Linked DNA regions of Homo sapiens: region 1 is linked to region 2. Evidence: chromatin loops called from intact Hi-C (ENCODE). Cell type or tissue: K562. All regions are shown on one strand. Each heading gives the region's core, and the rest is flanking DNA. Links, peaks and the distances in the headings are about the cores only.

Region 1 (8,342 bases), core at 90-8,089, 120 kb before region 2:
TGTTGCATAATGCCTGGGCTATCTTCTGAGAATGGCTTTGTTAGGCAACTGTGTCATGGTGGGGACATGATAGCATTAGAGAGAATTCTCTCAAACACTGTCATGGCCTTATCAACTATGCTTCTGTAATATTCTGAATCCTTCGCTGCCTTTCCAACAGTGTTTACAACGGTTTCCTAAGAAATGAAATCCATTTCACCAAACCACTTTTCTTGCTCATCCATAAGAAACACTTCTCCTTTGTTAAAATTACATCATGAGACTGCAAGCATTCAGTAACTTGCAAGCTCCAATTTGAATTCTAGTTGTCTTGCTATTTCCACCACATCTGCAATTACTTTCTCCACTGAAATCTTGCATTCCTCCAAGTCATCCAGGAGGGTTGAATTCACTTCTTTCAAACTCCTGTTCAAGTAAATGTTTTGCCCTCCTGTCACGAATCATGAATGGTTTTAATGGCATCTAGAATAGTAAATCTTTTTCAGAAGATTTTCAATTTTCTTTTCACAGATTCTTCAGACCAATCACTATGGTAGCCATATATTTATGAAATGTATTTCCTGAACCATAAAACAAGAACATCAAAATTACTCTATGACCCATGGGAAACAGAATGCACGTTGTATTAGCAGGCACGGAAACAGCAGTAATCTGTTTCAGCCTCTCTATAAGAAAGCTATCAGATTAGGTACATTGCCAAAAGGCAGTCCTGTTGGGAAAAAGCCCCCCAAAATCTGGCCATAAACTGGCCCCAAAACTTGCCATAAACAAAATCTCTGCAGCACTGTGACATGTTCATGATGGCCATAACGCCCACACTGGAGGGTCGTGGGTTTAGGGGAATGAGGGCAAGGAACACCTGGTCCACTCAGGGCAGAAAACTGCTTAAAGGCATTCTTAAGCCACAAACAATAGCATGAGTGATCTGTGCCTTAAGGACATGCTCCTACTGCAGTTAACTAGCCCAACCTATTCCTTTAATTCGGCCCATCCCTTCATTTCCCATAAGGATACTTTTAGTTAATTTAATATCTGTAGAAACAATGCTAATGACTGGCTTGCTGTTAATAAATATGTCGGTAAATCTCTGTTCAGGGCTCTCGGCTCTGAAGGCTGTGAGACCCCTAATTTCCCACTTCACACCTCTATATTTCTGTGTGTGTGTCTTTAATTCCTCTAGCGCCGCTGGGTTAGCATCTCCCCGACCGAGCTGGTCCCGGCATAGTCCTATTTTCAAAAAATTGTTTTTCTTTTGCTGAGCAGGACTTCTTAACAGTGGTCTTAAAATATTCAGTAAACCATTATTTAAGGAGATGTGACTTAAATATCTAGGATTTCTTGCTTTATTTATAGAACACTTGCATTGTAGATGTAGCTTAAATCTTAAGGGCCCTAGGATTGTTGGAATAGTAAATGAACATCATACTTAGGAATATAGATAGCCAGGGAGGGGAAAGATCTCTACAAGAAAAATTTAAAAACTACTCAAAGAAATCAGAGATAACACAATTGACAAAACAAGTACAGGGGCAGCAAAAGGTAACAGATGCCAACTATGAGATCTCATCAAGAACTAAGAAAATGGACAAAAGTACCACATAGCAGATGGGAGGCGGTGTTAGCATGCCTCTCCCACTTTGAAGGACAGATTAGTATGTAGAGATTTACATTGTGAATTTTTTTTCAAGAACTGATGCAGGAACTTAACACAAAAACCAAAAAAAGAATAAAAATCCACATACACTTTGAAGAAGAAGCGGGCACCAGCCTACTCCATGAAACAAGCAAAAAACGTCACAGCCCCACATTGTGAGGGGAGATAGTCCACTCCAGAGCACACATCCCCACTGGGAATCTGGAAATTCAGGCCACAAGATAAGGCTTTGATCCTATGCAGAGTGGGAATGGATTTAGTGAGCCAGTGAAATATACAAATAGAAGCAGCAGGAGTGTGAACTCAGGGAAGCCATTCCTGACTACATGTCACAGGGACCCTTGGCGAAGTCAGCTAATGAGCTCAGAGAGGGATCACAGGGTAAAAGAAGCTCCCAACTGAATTTTGTGATATAATCTCAAGTGAGGACACGTGCCCTTGAGCAGAACCCACAGGGGAGAGCTGGAAGTGCATTGCAGACATGAGCGCAGAAGCTGGGTGTCCAGCCTTGTGGGCAGACCAGGAAGGACGTGGCCTGAAAGCCATGGTTATTCTCTCTGTGGGAAAGCTGATGACCTGGAGCTTGTCTGAGTTCTGTGCACAGATTGCTTGGATGTAAACCTGGCACTGTTAGCAGAGCATTACAGGAATGAAAGGAATGAAAACTGCCTTGCCAACTCCATGCGTGCTGGGTGAAGCTCGCTGCCACCCATTACTTCCCACTCCCTTTGTGAACTCTTCTGTGCAGCAGAGGCAGTTAAACTCTCCTCTGGAACATTACCCCAGCAGCCTGAGAACCACCCCTTAGCCCTCACAGGGGCTGCAGCCTGCCTCATCCAAGGACAGTTAGAGTGCAGACCCACCTAACCCTAGACCCACTGGTGGTACCCATCCACCCATCCTGGTAGCTTAACACAAAGATACACTTTTAGGAGCTTCATACCCCCCCTTTCCCCATTGCCTGAGAAACCACTTTCCCTGGGCAACTTAGGGCAAGCTCAAATCCCACTGCTACCACCACAGCTGGTGCTCTTTTGCAAGTGCCACCTCCTAGCTGGAGACCAACCAGCACAGTCCACACAGCACCTCAAGGAATACATAGAACTGTTCCCAGGAAGGAGAAAATGCCTGCATGAGCTCAGCTATTACCACTGCGTATCACATCCTGGCCAATCAGAGGTCTTGAGTCGGTCCGCATGACAAGTTCACCGCTCACATAACCAGTGTTCAAGAAAGCCAGCACACTGAGCCTACCTACATCCAAGGCATCTCCGAGTCTACGTTGCTCCCCGCTACCTCAATCAGAGCTGGTGCTGGTGTCCACTGCTGGGAGACTTGACGACAGGTCACATCACTGGATCCTTTGCAAACAAATCCAGCACCAGCCTGGAGTCTGGGAGCCCACTGGGCGGCTAGGCCCAGAAGAGCAGTAGCAATCACTGTAGTCCAGCTCTCTCGAAGTCCCATTTTGAGGGTAGGGAAAAGAGTACCACATAAGGGAACACCAGTGGGACAGAAAAACCTGAATGGCAGCCCTTGAATCCCAGGTCTTTCCACTGTTGGGAAATTTCTTGCAGCAGACAAACAACTGCAGAGCTGGGTGCAGTAGGAAAAGCCTGCCCCTCTGCCCCAACAGGCAGGCAGCTTCTGTGACTGAGAAAGGTCCTGGAGAAGCAGTCCTTGTTCCCCGCTGGTGCACCACTGTAGACACAGCTGGGGCTTATCCCACAGGAGCGCAGAGTGGATGCACCTATAGAGAGCCTTCCTGGAACAATTCATGATGATTGCACCCCCACAGGAGAAGCACTCTCCAGGTGAATGCCATCAGCCTCCTCTCCTTTCTTGGTCCTGGCCAAGAGCTACAATGAGCAGCGTATCAGAGAGAACGTGCAGGTGAGGAGCGGGGCTGTGGGCCTCAGGGCTCCTGCATAGTGTCCTTCAAACATGTGCTTCTTGTAAGGTTCTGAGGACACCCTTGGGCCATCTCCTTTTCCCTGGCATATTCTATGCACAAATGCTTTGTGTTCATCATAAGGGTTTTCCACTTTACCACAGGAAAGACAGCATGGGTGGAGAGAATTAGGATGGGACCCAAACAAGAGATTTGGGTTTCAGCATTGAGTTGACAATTTACCTTGTATCCCTCTGCCAGGGACATCTCCTTTTCTTCATTTTCATAAACAAGGAGTTTAATTAGGTGTTCTTTAGTCTCCAAATCATTGTGAATTTCTTTCTTTTCCATATATACTCACATAGTATATACTTCTTATATTTATTCTCTTAGAGTTTTATCTTTGTGAAGCGCTTGTTAACTCTCTGACTCTTTTATTGGGTTGTTTGTCCTGTTTTTATGCATAGGAGATCATGATTATACTAATACTTTGGGATATAAAGCAAACCCTCTTAACATACAGGCTTTAATACGAAGCCATTTATTTAACTCATATTCCATGTTTAGAAAATTGGCCTGGGCTCCGCCTGAATGTTGCCCAGTCCTTCTGTTCCTGGCTGCGCTCTCATGTGTGTGCAGGGCAGTGAGGCAGCTCTGCTTCAGGATGTCCATGGGGCATCTGTCTGGGTGCCTCCATCTCCTCCGTGCAGTTCTTCATCCTCCAGCCATCCAGCCCAGGCTTCACCTCAGCACAAGTCTCCCAGCAGTGGATACCAGCACCAGCTCTGATTGAGGTGGCAGGGGAGTGACGTAGACTCTGAGACTCCCTGGCTGTAGATAGGCTTAGTGTGCTGGCTTTCTTGAATGCTGGTTATGCGAGCGGTGAACTTGTCATGCGGACCGACTCAAGACCTCTGACTGGTCAGGGTGTGGTACGCAGTGGTAACAGCTGAGCTCATGCAGGCATTTTCTCCTTCCTGGGAACAGTTCTATTTATTCTTCCTTGAGGTGCTGTGTGGACTGTGCTGGTTGGTCTCCAGCTAGGAGGTGGCACTTGCAAAAGAGCACCAGCTGTGGTGGTAGCAGTGGGATTTGAGCTTGCCCTAAGTTGCCCAGGGAAAGTGGTTTCTCAGGCAATGGGGGAAGAGGGGCTATGAAGCTCCTAAAAGTGTATCTTTGTGTTAAGCTACCAGGATGGGTGGATGGGTACCACCAGTGGGTCCAGGGTTAGGTGGGTCTGCACTCTAACTGTCCTTGGATAAGGCAGGCTGCAGCCCCTGTGAGCGCCAAGGGGTGGTTCTCAGGCTGCTGGGGTAATGTTCCAGAGGAGAGTTTAATTGCCTCTGCTGCACAGAAGAGTTCAAAAAAGGGAGTGGGAAGTAGTGGGCCGCTTACAGCTTGCAGTGAGTTCTCAGACAATTGTAGCTGGGCTGTCCAGGGAGGGGGGTGGGGCGCAGCTCTTCTAAGAAGGTCCCCCCAGCATCCCTCCGCCAAGTACTTATTGAAGGGGCTTGTTAAGCCACAAACATCCACTAGATGGCTTTATGAGGTCAGGTCGTGAGACACCTGTGGCCTTGTAAAAGCACTCAAACCGCATTCTCAGGAGACCGTTTTCAGCATTCCTTATCACAGCACACACACCACTCCCTGTCCTGTTTTCAAGGTCAAGGAGTTTCATTCTCAGCACAAATAACATACACACACTGCCTCAGTATTTTTCCATGCCCCGACCTCAAATGCCTGTACGTAATGTTGAATAGCTTGCCGTGCGCCCCCCACAGTGAGCCTCACCCAGCACCTATGCAGTTGGCAAGGCTATTTTCATTCCTTTCATTCATGCAGTGCTCTGCTAACAGTGCCAGGTTTACATCCAGGCAGTCTGCGCACAGAACTCTGACCAGCCTCAGATCATCAGCTTACACGCTGAGATAATAACCATGGCTTTCAGGCCACATCCCTCCCGGTCTGCCCACAAGGCTGGACACCCAGCTTCTGTGCTCATATCTGCCATGCACTTCCAGCTCTCCCCTGTGGATTCTGCTCAAGGCACTTGTCCGCACAGGATCAAAGCCTTCTCTTGTGGCCTGAATTTCCAGATCCCCAGTGGGGATGTATGCTCTGGAGTGAACTCTCTCCCCTCAGAATCTGGGGATGTGATGGTTTTTTCTTATTTCATGGAGTAGGATTGTGCCTGAGACTTCTTCAGAGTGTATGTGAAATTTTTTCATATATCTGTTAAGTCTCTGCATTGGTTCTTGAAAAGAAATTCACAATGTAAATCTCTACACACTAATCTCCAAGTGGGAGAGGCATGCTCACACTGCCTCCCATCTGCCATCTGGTACTTTTCTCCATTTTCTTAGTTCTTGATGAGATCTCATAGTTGACATCTGTTACCTTTTGCTGCCCCTGTACTTGTTTTGTCATTTTGTGATATCTCTGATTTCTTTGAGTAGTTTTTAAAATTATTTCTTGTAGAGATCTTTCCCCTCCCTGGCTAACTATATTACAACATATGATGTTCATTTACTATTCTAACAATCCTAGGGTCCTTAAGATTTAATCTATATCTACTCTGTAAGTGTTCTATAAATAAAGCAAGAAAGCCTAGATATTTAAGCCACATCTCCTTAAATAATGGTTTACTGAATATTTTAAGCCCACTGTTAAGACTTACTGCTCAGCAAAAGAAAAAGTTCTTTGAAATTAGAACTGCCTATCGACAAGGTACCTAATCAACCAAGAACTCTCTTACAGAGGTTGAAAGAGATTACTGTTCTTTCCATGCCTGCTAACACAACATGCATTCTGTTTCCCATGGATCATAGAGTAATTTTGATGTTCTTGTTTTATGGTTCAGGAAATACATTTCATAAGTCTACAGCTACCATGGTGACTTGTCTGAAGAACCTGGGAAAAGAAAATTGAAAATCTTCTGAAAAAGATTTACTATTCTAGATGCCATTAAAAACATTCATGATTCGTGACAGGAGGGCAAAACATTTACTTGAACAGGAGTTTGAAAGAAGTGAATTCAACCCTCCTGGATGACTTGGAGGAATGCAAGATTTCAGTGGAGAAAGTAATTGCAGATGTGGTGGAAATAGCAAGACAACTAGAATTCAAATTGGAGCTTGCAAGTTACTGAATGCTTGCAATCTCATGATGTAATTTTAACAAAGGAGAAGTGTTTCTTATGGATGAGCAAGAAAAGTGGTTTGGTGAAATGGATTTCATTTCTTAGGAAACCGTTGTAAACACTGTTGGAAAGGCAGCGAAGGATTCAGAATATTACAGAAGCATAGTTGATAAGGCCATGACAGTGTTTGAGAGAATTCTCTCTAATGCTATCATGTCCCCACCATGACACAGTTGCCTAACAAAGCCATTCTCAGAAGATAGCCCAGGCATTATGCAACACATGACTGTCATTGGTGACAGGGAAGGAGTCACTTGTGCCATTTTCAATGTTTTCCTACCAGGTTTATAGCTTTCTATCCTTTATATCCACTGTTACCATTTTGTGAGGTGGCGTGATTTTTTTTTAATGACATTTGGATTCCCTTCTCATTTCCTCTTGCGTATATTCATAATTATTCTCTTTGTGATTGCTGTGGTGATGATGAAAAACTTTATAAAGTTATAACAATTTACTTTAAATCAATATGAATTTAACTTCAGTTTCATCTAAAACCATCCACTTCCCCAGGTTTTCTCCACTTCACATAGTTTTGGTCAGTAATTACAGCTTCCTACATTGCATACGTATTAGCTTAGAATTATACTTATTTCTATACATTTATATCTTAAATTGAAGTAAAATAATGAGTAGAATCCAAAATTTCAAAAATACATGTTTTTATATTTTACCATATGTTCACATTTACAAGAAGTCTTTATAACTCTATATGGCTGTAAGTTACTATTTCCTTTCATTCAACCTGAATTCCTCCCTTCAGCATTTCTTTGAGAGAAAAAATAGGAAAATTAGTGATTGGAGGTCCCTATAAAATTTTCTTACATCTCAAGTGTTCCTGAAATCAGGTGTTTGGCTTTATGAAATTCTGAGTAACTTTTTTTTTAACAATAAGAGTTTTATAAAAATGGATGGTGAAGAACTGGAAAAAGTCCATAGCAGATGTACTATTTACAAATGACTGACCTAATGATTATTTCACATCTTGAAAAAAGAGTTACACTTGCTAAAGAGATTTGAAATATGAAAGTTTGCTTAAGCGTTACACACTTCACTACTAACTTTTAACAAAATGTCAATCTTTTCTTGACACTTACATCAGTCAAGTTTATGAGATGTGAAATTATCATTCCATAGACTCAGAAAGTTAAGGTAGAACAGGATGGCCATGGTTTACATGAGATTTCTTTGAGACATGCTAAGTGTGAATGTCCATTAGACTTTAACATGGAGATGCAGAGTTCACATTGTGATCTTCTATTGCAGAATTTGGAGGAAAAATCTGAGCTAGAAATATTTTTAGGGGGATTTTTCAGCCTAGAAGTGATATTTAATATTTAATGCAGAGAATATCTAAGATCAGCGGAATGATAGAAGACGAAAAATAATCCAAAAAATTGGTCTAGGGCCCTCCAAAGTTTATGGCCTACTCCAATTTTATAGAATAAGTAATTTACGGAAAAAACTGTGAGCTGCAAAACTTGCTGGGATGCCTCTCAGCTCTGAGACATGGCTTGAGAAGGAATCTCTGATGGGGTTAACATGGCTACCAGAGTACGAATAGTGGAGAGTAAATGTGTTAGAACATATGCCCAGGTTAA
Region 2 (8,342 bases), core at 219-8,218:
TGAGGCTAAAATGCTGACATCCCTGGAAGGGGTGATCACAATGGATGTGAATCTCTCAAAAAAATGCTAATAATTTGGTATACCTTCAAATTTGCAAAATCTACATTTTTTACTTGTTTGTAGTTCTTGAGCATTTTTTCTTTTCTGTGAATTATCCACACTATACAAATATATTAGATATTATAAATGAATGTAAAACTTAATATATAACACCCAAAATGTCCAGGTTTTAATTTTAAAAGTTACTTATCATACCAAGAACAAGGATGGTCTCAAGTTGAATAAATAAAGATAAGCAACAGATGGTACACCCAGATGATCAAGATATTATAATTATCTGACCAAGATTTTAAAGCAACCATTGTAAAAATGTTTCAACAAACAATTATAAACACACTTGCAACAAATGAAAAAACAAAAAGTTTCAATAAAAAATTAGAAAGTTTTAGAAAAGAAATAGAAGATAAATGAATAACCAGATTTGGAAATTTTAGAACTGAAAAACACAATACACAAAATTAAAATTTTAATCAATGGAATCAATAGCATAACATAAGAAATAGAGGAGATAATTATTGATCTGGAAGATAAAGCAATATAAATCATCCAAGAGGAGCAACAGGGAGAAAAGAGACAGAAGAAAAGGAACAGAGCTTCAAGGACTTGTAGAACTATAACAAAAGACTTAACGTTCATGCCATCAAATCCTGAAAAGAAAGGAAGCAAAGGGTGGGCTGGAAAAGTGCTTAGAGAAATAATGGCTACTTTAATTGCTGAAAGCTTTTCAAATTTAGAAATACACATAAACCTACAGAGTAAGAAGATAAGTGATCTTCAAACAATATAAACCAAAAGAAATGCACACCAAGACACATCATAATTAAATGCATGAAAACTAAAAGAAAAGCTTGTGAAAAAGCAAGAGAAAAATGTCACCTAACCTATAGAAAAAAAAAAGAATTCAAATAATTGTGAGTTTATCATCAAACAACCATGGAGGCAAGTAACAATAATTTTCAAATGCTGAAAGAAAATAATTTTCAATCCAGAATCTTGTATCCAGCAAAAATATCTTTCAAAATAAAAGAGACATCAAGGCATTTGCAGAAGGTAAAATAAAAGATTTTTTTTCCAGAAGACCTAACCTAAAATAACGGCTAAAGTAAGTTCTCTAAACAGAAAGAAAATGGAAAAAAAATAGAACCTTGTAACATCAGGAAGAAAAAAATAACAAATATGCAAGCAAAAATATGGGTAAACGCAGTAGATTGTTCTTGCCCTCTTGAGTTTTCTAAATGATGTTTGGCAATTGAAACAAAAACTAAATGTCTTATATGGTTTTAAATGGATGTGGTAGAAATATGTAATGAAATTCTATTATAAATGGGGGAGGGTAAAGGAACATGAAGGGAGGTAAGGATTTTGTACTTCTTTCAAAGTGATAAGATAATGACACCAATACACTGTGATAATTGTGTGTATGTAATGTAATACCAATAGCAACCAATGCTATACAAAGAGAAACACCAAAAAATGCTATGTATTAATCAAATTGCATCCAACAGGATCTAACTGGGATTTATAGAACATTCTACCTAACAATAGCACAAAACAGATTCTTTTCAAATTCCCAAATCACATAATCAAGCAGACCATATTCTGGCCATAAAACAAACCACAACATATAGAAAATAACCAAAATTATAAAAACCTGAACAAATAGAAATTAATTGAAATTATACGGAGTATGTTATCCAACGAAAAATGAATCAAATTAGAAACCAAAAACAGAACAGTAACATGAAAGTCACCAAACTCTTGGAAATTAAACAACACACTCCTAAATAATCCACAGGTAAAACAGGAAGTCTTGAGCGAAATAAAAAAGTACATTGAACTGAATGAAAATAAAAACGCAACATATCAAATTGTGTAGAACACAGCTAAAGTAGTGCCAAGAGGAGGGTTTATAGAAAAAAGGGGAAAAGTCTTAAATCAACTATCTAAGCTCTTATCTCAAGAACCTAGAAAAGGTAGAGCAAAATAACCCAAAGCAAGCAGAACTATGGAAATAATAAATAGAGGAGCTGAAATCAATGAAATTGAAAAGAAAAAAACAGAGAAAAAAAATGAAGCAAAGAATTGGTTGTTTGAAAAGATAAAGTTCAAGCAAGCTTCTAGCAAGACTGACATAAAAAAAGAGAGAAGATATAGACTACCAACATAAGGAATGCAACAGGGAATTATGCTATAGATCCTGTAGAAATAAACAGGATGGTAATGGGGTACTACAAACAACTCCACACATACACTTCACAAGTTATATAATGGACCAATTCCCCTGAAAAATACCCAAGCTACCACAACTCACCCAACATAAAATAGATCATTTGAATAGCCCTATTACTAAATTGAGTTTATAATTTTAAAACTCCCAAATAGAAGTCTCCATGTCCAATTTCACTGGGGATTGCTTATAAATGTTTATAGAAGAATTAACACCAATTCTATACAATCGCTTCAGAAAACAAAAGAGGAGGGAACACTTCCCAGTTCATTTTACAGAGCTAGCATTACCCCAATATGAAAATGAGACAAAAACGGAAAGGAAGAAAGAAATAAAACTAAGAACAATATCTCTCAAAAATATAGATGTGAACATCCTCAACAAAATATTAGCAAATAGAATTTAAAAAAATATAAAAAGAATTATACACAAAAACCAAGTATAGCTTATATCAAGGATACAGGGCTGGTTCAATGTTCAAAAATCAGTTAATATAATCCATCATACTAAAAAACTAAAGAAGAAAGTCACATGATCATATCAATTGATGCAGTGAAAGCATTTGACAAAATTTAACATCCATCCATAATTAAAACTTTCAGAAAATAGGACTACAGGATAACTTTCTAAACTTGATAAAGAACATCTGCAATAACCTACAGCTAAGCTGAATTCTTTGTCCCTAAGACTGGGAAAAAAGCAAGGATGTCCACTCTCAGCACTCTTTTTAAACACAGTGCTAAAAGTTTTAGCCAATACAGTAAGACAAGAAAAGTAGATAAAAGGCATACATATCACAAGAAAGAAAACTGTTTCCATTTGCAGGTGACGTGATTGACTACATAGAAAATTCCACGGGCTTATGTCAGCAAGATAACTGACTAGAGGTTCCTACACTTCTCCCCACCCACAAAAACAGACCAAAGCGATGAAGAAACAACTACATTTTGACCAGAGCAACTAAAGGAGAGCTGTAGAGTCTTTAGATAATGGATGAGAGAAACTCTGTGGAGCAAAGAGACTCAGGATGGCCATATAGAGAAAGGAATAAAACACGCTGCCTCTGCCACTCTGTCATCCAGTCAGGATCAGCTCAGAACCAGGAAGAACTTCTCTCTGTGGGAAAAAAGTAAGCAACAGGAACCCAGAAGCTGGCATTGCCACCACAGACTGCTGTAGTCTTTGATAGTGGAGAATCTTACAGTATTTACAGGCCTGACCCCAGTTTAGGAAGCTGCCTGGAGTTTATACAGCTGCATTACTCCATAGAAAGAGCCCACATTATTTCCCAAACCCCCAACGATCCAGTCTCCTACTAAGCTGCACCATCTTAAAACTGGAGCCATTATTAGAGTGTGCCTGCTCTGGGGGCAGTATATATATCACAGTGAGGTTTCAAGAGTCACCAAAATAGGAAAGCTGCAAACTTGAAATGCTCCAAGGTTTTCGTTACAAAGATAAGAAAGACGGACCCTGAGGACGCTGCCTCTCGCTTTGACAAAGCCCAGACAATGAGTCACATCAAGTAACACATGGCTTGGAAAAGGAAGGAAAAACACTGGAAGGCCAACGCTGTTCTTATCACTGCTACACAGAGCTGAAAGCAATGTTAGAACTGTGGGTTAAAAAGAAACTAGTCAAGTTCTTCAACGGATGAATGGCGTTATCTTTGCCATGCAATCCTACTCAGCAATGAAAATAAACTGACTATTGGCACATCCAACACCTTGGCTGAATGGCAAGGTAATTGTGGTGACAGAGGAATGCCAGTCCAAAAAAGTTACATAGTGTGTAATTCCACTTATACTGAATTTGTAAAATAACAAAATTATAGGAATGAAGAACATACTAGTTGCCAGGGGTTAAGGAGGCAGCAGAGGCAGAAGACAGCTGAATGCAATTAGAAAATGGTGACAGGGAGGGCCCTCATGGTGACGGAAATGTTTTGTACCTTGACTGTGGAGATGGAAACGTGAATGTGTGAAAAATTGTACAACAGTGAACACACACACAGACACCAAGGAATGCAACCAAAACTGGAGAAGTCTAAGACAATATCAATATCAGTATCTTGGTTGTGAATCCACCTTTGCAAAATTATGACTGAGACAGTGAAAGAGATCTAACTTAACTGACTCCATCTTGCTTCTAACCTCCAAGTTGTCCTTGTTCATTCCTGATGGTAGGTTGAACTAACTTTGGGAGTAACTTAGTTTATAGTTTAAACAAAGATGGTAACAGCCCTTTCCCACAGCAGACCTCCTTCTTGCCTGGGGACTAGATTTGCCTTTGTAGGATTAACATTAGCCACAAGATTAGAAATTATGGTTGAGGAGTCATGCAGCTGGAGGCTACAAGATTCTGACCCTCCGTAAACTGCTCCTAAGTGCCTGGGTATTTTGCAGATCCTGCACTTGATGGATCAGCCGGCCCCACTCAGATCAGTAAACTGACTCATCTGATATTGTGGCCCCCACCCAGGAAATGACCGAGCACAAGAAGGCAGCTTTGACTCCCTGTGATTTCATCTCTAACTACTCAGCACTCCTGGCTCACTGGCTTCCCCCCACCCGCCAAGTTATCCTTAAAATCTCTGCTCCCGGAGCCTGCAGTGAGCCGAGATGGCGCCACTGCACTCCAGCCTGGGCGACAGCGAGACTCCATCTCAAAAAAAAAAAAAAACAAAAACAAAAACAAAACTCTGCTCCCTGAATGCTCCGAGAGACTGATTTGAGTAATAATAAAACACCGGTCTCCTGCACAGCTGGCTCTGCGTGAATTACTCATTCTCTATTGCAATTTCCCTGTCTTGATGAATTGGCTCTGCCTAGGCAGCAAGCAAGGTGAACCCCTTGGGCAGCTACATTTGTGATAACTTACTATATAGGTTTGCAAGATGGTAATATTCAGGGAATCTGAATAAAGGGCAGACTCTGAATTATTTTTTGCAACTTCCTGTGTATCTATAATCATCTCAAAATGCAGTTTAATTTAAAAGAAAACCAGAAAACTGGTTCCAGTGCTACGCGTCCTCTCTTTGGATTCTTTTCTAGTCCACCGTCAAAAGAATGTGGATGTGGCTCTAGATTTAACCCCTCCTACCTTTTATTATGTAATTCAAACATAAAATCTGTCTCAGAGCACAGGAAGGAGGAAGTGGAAATGATAAAGAGGATCACTTTGCTGAAATATAATCAGACCTATTTAGCCTGGACAGTGAAAAACAATGGCCCAATATACATGCTGTTCTCTGAAACTGAATGACAGAAACTTCACGTCTGTCCTGGGATTTGGTACTGCTAGTTACAAAACAGTAAGAATTCAGTAAGTTTGAGAGAGAAGGAGATTGACCAAAAGAACCCTAGGGGAAAACAATCCTTTCTAGAAATTGTTTTCAACATAAAATTTAAATTTTCCCCCAGAATTCCAAATGAATAATGATGAATACAATTTTTCTTTAGCAACATAACTCTCTAACTTGAGCATGTGGTGGCAACGGTTGGGTTGGGGTGGACTCTTTTTGTTAAGCTTCAGTAATTAAAGGCTCAAGTCCTACCAATTTATAATTATGCACATTTTTAAAGATTTTGAAACTTAATACCGATTATCTCTAGGAGACCTATATAAATTTATAGTCCTACCAAAAGTCACTGAAAGGGCTATTTTTCCACAAACTTAATATGTATTGAGGGATTTTCTTTTTCTTCACTTGTCAATGTTTTACTTTTGCTAGTTTGAGTGGGGAAAAGGGAAATTCATTGTCAGATTCACTTTTATTTCAATTATCATTAATTTGCTTACTGGCTTTTGGAATTTTCTTCTTCTGAAAATTACCTGTTCATTTACTTTATGGCCCAGGTTCAAATGCTAGCTTCAATGTTTACTATCTATTATAATCTTTGACAAATTACTTGACTTCTACCTGTCTTCTAAAATTTGTTATTGGTATCAACAGTACCCAGTGCAAAGGATTATTCTGAGGAATAAATATAGAGTACAGGGTACTAACTATAATCAATAATTGTTAGTTACTAGTATCACTCCAATACCATCTTTTTAAATTTTTCATTTTCTTAATGATTTAAAAGATCTGTTTTACGTATTATTTTTGTTTTGTCTTTTAAATGAGATAGAAGTGTTTTTCTTGCAGTATGGTTATTTGACTTTTAATTTGTTTAATGTGAAGTTTGGACATATCTGTTTTTAATGTGTTAGAGAGTAACTTTATTCACCCTTTTTACACCCCATCGTTCCTTCCTTTACTTTTAGGCCAAATAACAAATATTCATCTATATTCCTTTCTAATTTTTCTGTAGTTTTACTCATAGTTAACTCTTTATTCAAATTGGGATTTTGGTACATAGATATGTAGGAATATTTCATTTTTCACTCATGAACTTATTACTGTATCTCTGCAAAAAGAAAGGAAGTTATTACAAGAAGGATAGCCTTGTTGGAAGACTGGCCCACACAAGGGACTCAACGTGAACACACTATAATTCACTTACTCTGTTATTGGTGTATAAGAATGCTTGTGATTTTTGCACATTGATTTTGTATCCTGAGACTTTGCTGAAGTTGCTTATCAGCTTAAGGAGATTTTGGGCTGAGACGATGGGGTTTTCTAGATATACAATCATGTCATCTGCAAACAGGGACAATTTGACTTCCTCTTTTCCTAATTGAATACCTTCTATTTCTTTCTCCTGCCTGATTGCCCTGGCCAGAACTTCCAACACTGTTGAATAGGAGTGGTGAGAGAGGGCATCCCTGCCTTGTGCCAGTTTTCAAAGGGAATGCTTCCAGTTTTTGCCCATTCAGTACGATACTGGCTGTGGGTTTGTCATAAATAGCTCTTATTATTTTGAGATATGTCCCATCAATACCTAATTTATTGAGAGTTTTTAGCATGAAGGGCTGTTGAATTTTGTCAAAGGCCTTTTCTGCATCTATTGAGATAATCATGTGGTTTTTGTCTTCGATTCTGTTTATATGCTGGATTACGTTTATTGATTTGCATATGTTGAACCAGCCTTGCATCCCAGGGATGAAGCCCACTTGATCATGGTGGATAAGCTTTTTGATGTGCTGCTGGATTCGGTTTGCCAGTATTTTATTGAGGATTTTTGCGTCAATTTCATCAGGGATATTGGTCTAAAATTCTCTTTTTTTGTTGTGTCTCTGCCAGGCTTTGGTATCAGGATGATGCTGGCCTCATAAAATGAGTTAGGGAGTATTCCCTCTTTTTCTATTGATTGGAATAGTTTCAGAAGGAATGGTACCAGTTCCTCCTTGTACCTCTGGTAGAATTCAGCTGTGAATCCGTCTGGTCCTGGGCTTTTTTTGGTTGGTAAGCTATTAATTATTGCCTCAATTTCAGAGCCTGTTATTGGTATATTCAGAGATTCAACTTCTTCCTGGTTTAGTCTTGGGAGGGTTTATGTGTCGAGGAATTTATCCATTTCTTCTAGATTTTCTAATTTGTTTGCATAGAGGTGTTTACAGTATTCTCTGATGGTAGTTTGTATTTCTGTGGGATCGGTGGTGATATCCCCTTTATCATTTTTTATTGCATCTATTTGATTCTTCTTTCTTTTCTTCTTTATTAGTCTTGCTAGTGGTCTATCAATTTTGTTGATCTTTTCAAAAAACCAGCTCCTGGATTCATTGATTTTTTGAAGGGTTTTTTGTGACTCTATCTCCTTCAGTTCTGCTCTGATCTTAGTTATTTCTTGCCTTCTGCTAGCTTTTGAATGTGTTTGCTCTTGCTTCTCTAGTTCTTTTAATTGTGATGTTAGGGTGTCAATTTTAGATCTTTCCTGCTTTCTCTTGTGGGCATTTAGTGCTATAAATTTCCCTCTACACATTGCTTTAAATGTGTCCCAGAGATTCTGGTATGTTGTGTTTTTGTTCTCGTTGGTTTCAAAGAACATCTTTATTTCTGCCTTCATTTTGTTATGTACCCAGTAGTCATTCAGGAGCAGGTTGTTCAGTTTCCATGTAGTTGAGTGGTTTTGAGTGACTTTCTTAATCCTGAGTTCTAGTTTGATTGCAC

What was found. Hi-C counts contacts between places; a loop is a spot of excess contacts. Peaks named below come from ENCODE experiments on the same cell type or tissue, not always from the same donor. Only the 100,000 strongest peaks of a DNase experiment are listed, where the experiment ranks them.
Region 1: it touches region 2 in a loop (3-fold over the local background); 20 of 110 quality-filtered maps call a loop at or near these places.

The regions. Positions count from the first base shown.
Region 1 is chr10:4,979,012-4,987,353 of GRCh38, reverse strand. AKR1C1 (aldo-keto reductase family 1 member C1) reads right to left here. Exons shown (of 9, transcript NM_001353.6): 9 at 4,071-8,342. Among named protein-coding and RNA genes, the nearest start is that of AKR1C1, 20 kb to the right of the region's middle. In K562, for the core only: a CTCF peak has its summit at 5,084 (motif pointing right); DNase peaks (open chromatin) are centred at 5,093 and 5,523; H3K4me3 peaks cover 206 bases.
Region 2 is chr10:4,863,273-4,871,614 of GRCh38, reverse strand. It overlaps a transcript of AKR1E2 not described here. Among named protein-coding and RNA genes, the nearest start is that of AKR1E2, 41 kb to the right of the region's middle. RefSeq lists enhancers at 443-970, 3,684-3,978 and a cis regulatory region at 4,661-4,936. In K562, for the core only: no CTCF peak of the experiment used is centred there; DNase peaks (open chromatin) are centred at 3,204, 3,834 and 4,774; H3K4me3 peaks cover 165 bases.